Regions from separate parts of the Homo sapiens genome. Here region 1 is linked to region 2. The links are chromatin contacts, found by Hi-C or POLR2A ChIA-PET in ENCODE. All regions are on one chromosome and are shown on one strand. Each heading gives the region's core, a stretch centred on a gene start or an enhancer-like site at or near the end of the contact. The rest is flanking DNA. Distances are from core to core; before and after follow the strand shown.

What was found. A loop is a pair of places that touch in the nucleus more often than their neighbours do. ChIA-PET counts read pairs that join two places held with the same protein, here RNA polymerase II (POLR2A). Pooled maps may share reads with other maps.
Region 1: a loop to region 2 is called in a map of cardiac septum, with 4 times the contacts of the local background. The contact joins two enhancer-like sites. A Hi-C loop is called at or near these places in 1 of 168 maps with a recorded cell type or tissue (cardiac septum) and 11 of 50 pooled maps. POLR2A ChIA-PET finds 5 or more read pairs at or near these places in 3 of 52 experiments (MCF 10A, PC-3 and WTC11).

Annotation. Positions count from the first base shown.
Region 1 is chr5:91,278,838-91,281,942 of GRCh38, reverse strand. No RefSeq gene overlaps it. Among named protein-coding and RNA genes, the nearest start is that of LUCAT1, 34 kb to the left of the region's middle. RefSeq lists enhancers at 542-1,483, 1,226-1,485, 1,484-2,425. Within about 2 kb of position 1,787, at least 39 of the 41 ENCODE cell types and tissues checked have a DNase peak (open chromatin) inside an H3K27ac peak, as active enhancers do.
Region 2 is chr5:90,876,938-90,879,670 of GRCh38, reverse strand. The region is part of intron 83 of ADGRV1 (adhesion G protein-coupled receptor V1); the gene reads right to left. Among named protein-coding and RNA genes, the nearest start is that of ADGRV1, 320 kb to the right of the region's middle. Within about 2 kb of position 1,315, at least 4 of the 41 ENCODE cell types and tissues checked have a DNase peak (open chromatin) inside an H3K27ac peak, as active enhancers do.

The DNA.
Region 1 (3,105 bases), core at 538-3,037, 400 kb before region 2:
ACTTAAAATCTTAAATTTTTATGCAATAATTTGACTTTTTTTTTAAGGCTAGCGCATTAAGTATACCTCCCATTACAACTAGTTCAAGTATATGAGATTCCATTTCTGGTCCATATTACTCATTTTGCTTTCTTGGGCTCTGATCCTCTCTCGTATTTTCATGTTTCCTATTTGTATTTGTTTGGGGCTTTTCTCTCCTTTACAAAATTGGGTAGTCATGCTTCTCCAGTAACCTTGGTGAGTCAGTTCAACCTCTAATTACTTCAGTCTCCTTGCCTGCAAGAAAAGCAGTCAAACTACACGAACACTCTATTGTTTTGCATCATTTCACACGTACACAGGGATAAGGAGGGAAATAATTCTCCCAATGAAGCAGAACCACCGGTAACAGCTGGCACAACTTCTAAAGACCCAGTCTGTCTTGAAAAACAGCCGCAAATTGTCCCTAAATAATAATTACCCCACCTGTATCAGGACTATCTCACTGACTAGCTGCACTTCATGACACAATACCTGCTATTAACTCTCAGCATGGATATAAACATTGCCATAATATTTTTTAAAACCAACAATGTATCATTTGCACATTAGGACAACAGAATGTTAGTTAAGGCACAGAAAACACAAAGGCATGGCTACCCTGTTCTTTGGTGACTCCATATCTAATTATTACCACACATGTCTCCAGTCTTTAGACAAATTTAGTTATTATAAGGGTGGTTGGACAAATAGCAAAGATTTGATTTTCATTAACAAAGGGCACATCAGAACCGAGTTAATCCTTCCCAGTTACCCAACATTCAAAGCTTCTAGTGCAGTCACTTTCTAGTCATTTTAGAACCCAGAGCAGTGTGACGATTTGATGCTTAAGTTTCAACACGTTTTATTAATCCATTCTTCTTGTGCTTCATTTAAAATATTGGAAACTATAAAAAGATCAGCGTGTTAATCCTCTGCCAGGAAACGGGAAAAAAAAGTTAAAAACCTAACAACAACACGAAAAGAGCAAGAGCGCTGGAATCTCAGCTTTGAGGAAACACATGGGATGAAAGCATCCGCCCAAGCTCTAACCATTTGTCACATGGGACTCTTCCCCTCGGGGGTGAATCCTGGATGTCCCCAGGATGGAGCGAGGAGGTCGTGCGTGCGGGCGAGTGTGTGACTGCAGGGGGCCTTGGCGGCGCGAGGAGGCGACGCCGCCCCCTCCCTCAGGCGCAGGGAGGGTCTTCCAGGAAGCGGCGGATCTCTGCTGACTCCGCGGCTGCGGGCCCCGGGCTGCGGCCGCCCAGGCCGGCACGTAGCGCCGAGCGTGACTCAGCGCTGACTCATCCGACTCGCTGCCAGTGGATTTCCCCCGTCAGCTGCTCGCGCTACTCCTGTCGCCGGGAGCTCGCAGGACTTCGCAGATACCGCTGCCTCCTTAGTCTTTCCTGAATAGCAGAGCAGTCCTGTCGCTTTAAACAGAGCAAGGCAGCTTTCACTGCTTTTGAATCCCGACCGAGCGGGGCACTGCCGTGCTTTGTTTTCTTTGCCTTTAAGAGTGCAATAGTCCACTAATCAAATTCTTTCATCAAAAGAGTGTTGGGACAAATCCCTGACATCGTCCTTCCACTGTGATTTGGAGATGACCTCCACCCAGGTTTCACTTCCGTTGTACCCAGCTCTCGTCTTATTTTTGTCCCTCATTTTGTGAATTTATCCTCTCACTACGCTTGATAACTAACCTTGGCGCAAACCCACAACTGTGGTGACGCAAATCAGGTTGGAACTTGGCATCGTTGTGTGCGGGCAGTGAGGGACTTACTGTAAAAACTGGGGCCTTCATAAAGGCGTTCTTATTTGCAATCCTACTTGCTGATTAGATACCGTGCTCATTTTCTGTCTGCCACTCCCCTTTGAAAGTTCCTGAGACAGGCCGGGCGCGGTGGCTCACGCCTGTAATCCCATCACTCTGGGAGGCCGAGGCGGGCGGATCACGAGGTCAGGAGATCGAGACCGTCCTGGCTAACACGGTGAAACACCGCCTCTATTAAAAAATACAAAAAATTAGCCGGGCGTAGTGGTGGGCGCTTGTAGTCCCAGCTACTCGGGAGGCTGAGGCAGGAGAATGGCGTGAACCTGGGAGGCGGAGCTTGCAGTGAGTGCCACTGCACTCCAGCCTGGGCGACAGAGCGAGACTCCGTCTCAAAAAAAAAAAAAAAAAAAAAAAAAGAAAGAAAGAAAGCTCCTGAGACAGATTTAGATGGACTGCTAAAACCTGTCCATCTAAATGGACCGGTTTAGATGGACCGCTCCCGGTCGTGCTCATTTCTTCTTCCCCAGAGTTCAATCTGCAGCGCAGCAGCAGGGCAGCATTTCTCTAACTTTACCGTGGACCGCCTGCATCAAAAGCGCCGCGGTAAAAATGCAGATTCTTGAAGCTCACTTCAAATTACAGACTCAGAATGTCCTGGCTGGGTGGGGGCATGGAGGCACCTGTCTGAGGTCGGGGCCTAGAAATAATCCATCGTATTAACCAACTACCTATCAGTGATTCTTAGGTACATTTAGGTTTGACAACTATAGCAAGAGGGCGAGGATGTGAGACATTATACTGGGTAGACTCTAGGACTCCTTACGATATAGAACACTGTGTTCTAAAATTGATGTTTAAGTTTTGATGGAAGGAAAAAATATTTCCAAATTTGGTTTTATATATTATATTGTTTGCTTTAACTGTATATTTATATAGACAAATTTCTTTTCTTTTTTTTTTTTTTTCTTTAAAGAGAGAAGGCCGAGGCGGGTGGATCATGAGGTCAGGAGATCGAGACCATCCTGGCTAACAAGGTGAAACCCCGTCTCTACTAAAAATACAAAAAATTAGCCGGGCGCGGTGGCGGGCGCCTGTAGTCCCAGCTACTGGGGAGGCTGAGGCAGGAGAATGGCGTGAACCCGGGAAGCGGAGCTTGCAGTGAGCCGAGATTGCGCCACTGCAGTCCGCAGTCCGGCCTGGGCGACAGAGCGAGACTCCGTCTCAAAAAAAAAAAAAAAAAAAAAAAAAAAAAAAAAAAAAAAAAAGAGAGAGTCTTTCTGTGTTGCCCAGGCTGGCCTCGAACTCCTGGG
Region 2 (2,733 bases), core at 66-2,565:
CTGGCCAAAATAATTTAAATTAAAATTTTAAATTAAACATACGCCTTACCATTTGGAGAAAAAAAAAGCATAAAATAGTATAATTAAGGAGAAAATTGAAATTTTAAGAAACTCAAAAGGAAATGGGAAAAGGTCATTCTTCCTTTGATAACAGGAATCTATGATTCCCATAATCAAAATTATATCACAAATTTTAAAAGTTAAAAAAATTTAAACCTAAACAAAATAACTGTTTTACTTCCATAACATCCTACCTTCTGTTTTTTTGAATGAATACTGCTTGTTCTTTTCTTTACAAATCTCCTTTCAAGTTTATTTCACCCTGTGTACTGATACTTCTTTTGTTTCCAAAATGTGCATATGGATTGCTTTTCAAATGAATATGATTGCTGGGTTTTCTTGTGAATATAAGGGCCTTTCTCTCCTATGTATCTCAAAACAATTTCTGGAAAGATGGTGTTAGGTGGGAACCTTGGCTGGGCTCTGCTCCTGTGTGGGGAACCATGGAGGTGAGGTTGAAGTCCTCATTCAGCTTTTGCTAGTAGATGTTCTCCTTCCTTCCTTTTGCATGCAGACTGGAAGAACTGGAACAAAAGCCTTGCTTCAAACATGTCTCAAACCCTGTGACCTTACTTCCACAACAGCTTCCCCAAGCCACTCTCCACTTAAAGCTGAAGTAGCCTTATCCCAGGAAAGAATGACTCACATGTAGCTGGGCAATCGTTTCTCTTGCCATTTGTTCCAGTCTGTCCACAGAAGGAGAATTAACAACCAAATATGGTTCGAGTTTTTAATCTTCAAGCAAATTGTAACCTGTAAGTGGGGAAAGTGTAAAGTGCAACAACAAATAATGTGTGACACCTACACTACACCATGTAGCTGACTTCATACCTCCTTGATTTGCCCTCCTTTCATATCTGTATAAATCTCCCCAGCACTCCTGAGATTATAATCTGCTTAAGGACACCATCATGACTATGTTGGAGTTTGTTAGTCAGCTGGTTATCTGTTTAATCTCATAAATGACTGTGAACATAGAGGCATTTTTTAGAAGTACATCTTTGACTTTTCATAATTACCTTCAAAGAAGTGATAAGAAGGTGTTCTTCGGAATGAGATCTTAATTCATATTTAGGACTAGATGCTGGGTGACTGTTTCGGGAATCACAAACATACAAAACAGCATTCTAGTGGTGTTCTAAACCACTTAACGTTAGCCTTCGAATTCCATGTTAAATTTAAGTGGTAAACAATCTTTTCTTCAAGTTGCTTCCTCTCTCATGGCCACCACTGACGCAGACATCAGCTGGAAGAGAGGCCTCCAAGGATTAGGCAGTGTGCGTTAGACATAACTTGGCAGCCACTTGTAAACTCCAAAGAAAGTAAATCAAATATCAGTGACCGATTGTGAAGCTCAATTGCTTCCTCTTTTCCAGTTTCTCACAAAACTGTTTGAATTCAGCTTCCTTTCTCCCTAACAGTAGCCAATTCTGACGGAAGTCTATTCTCTCAAACTTGCTTCTATTTAGGAGAAATTGCTTATATTGTTTTTCCCAAGCCTATTAATAACCTAGAAAAGAGTTACACACGCTGAATCTTAAACAACACCACAAATATTTTCCTGTGGCATTATCACTGTATTTTTCTAAGGTCTGAACTCTATCTTTACCTCAAGAATATGAATTCAATAGCAAATTCACAAAGGGTAATATCACAGAAACTATACACACGATTTATTTTCCATAGTCATGCAGCTGCAGTTTTAATAGTTTCATTTTTTTTTCTGAATTTCACGAAAGGGCATGTAAGAGGTAATGTTAATATTTTTATATAAATTTAAATATTTCAAAAGGTAAAGTTGTATTGATTTATGTCTTGTGAGTCTTTAATATGTGATAGCAGTAAATTGTGTTTGAAATAACATTAAAAAAAAGAAAAAGCATTGAAAAAATATACCTTACACCTAACTATTTTTTCCTATCTCTTCACTTAAACTAATCACAAAGGGTTCACTGGAGGATGTTATGAGGAATTATTCTTTAAAATATGAAATTTGTAAGAGACATTAAATGAAAAAAAAAAAAACCACACACTGAAACCCTACTGATGCCTAACAGACAGAAACTTTCCATTTCTCCATACGCAGTAGTACAGAACTAGATACTTCAGCCTTTTCAGATTAGACAAGTTAACACATTTCCAAAAAAATGCTTGTGAGACACTAAAATGTATCTGTGGAACCCAAATTCTTTCCAAAAAATTCTCATTTTCTGTTGCTCCTCCATACATCAGTTCTGCTCAGGTCTGGCGACTATTCTACTTTTCCAACAGGTCTGCCCAGGAGTAGCTCTCCTTTCCTCACCATCAGCTCTTAACCAGTTGAACCAACCCAGATTCCTTGCAAACTAAACAGAACATAATCCAAGGTAGAGCAATCCTTTTTGCGTCACTAATCCTGCCAGATACTGCCCATTCCTCTGCCTTTACTAATGTCTGTCTTTTAATTATATGTAGATTCTTCCTGGTGAAGACATCTCATCTTTCAAGACAGCTAAGCATTTTTATTGCTATAAGATTTTCCTGACTCCACTCCTCAACCTGGATAGAATTAATAACTCTTTTTTGGTTCCCACTATATGCTGTACAGACTGCTATTATATGCTTACACCATTCTACTGTATTCATCTATTTACTTCTTTATTACCCTCCTGGTAGACAGAAAATTACTGGAGG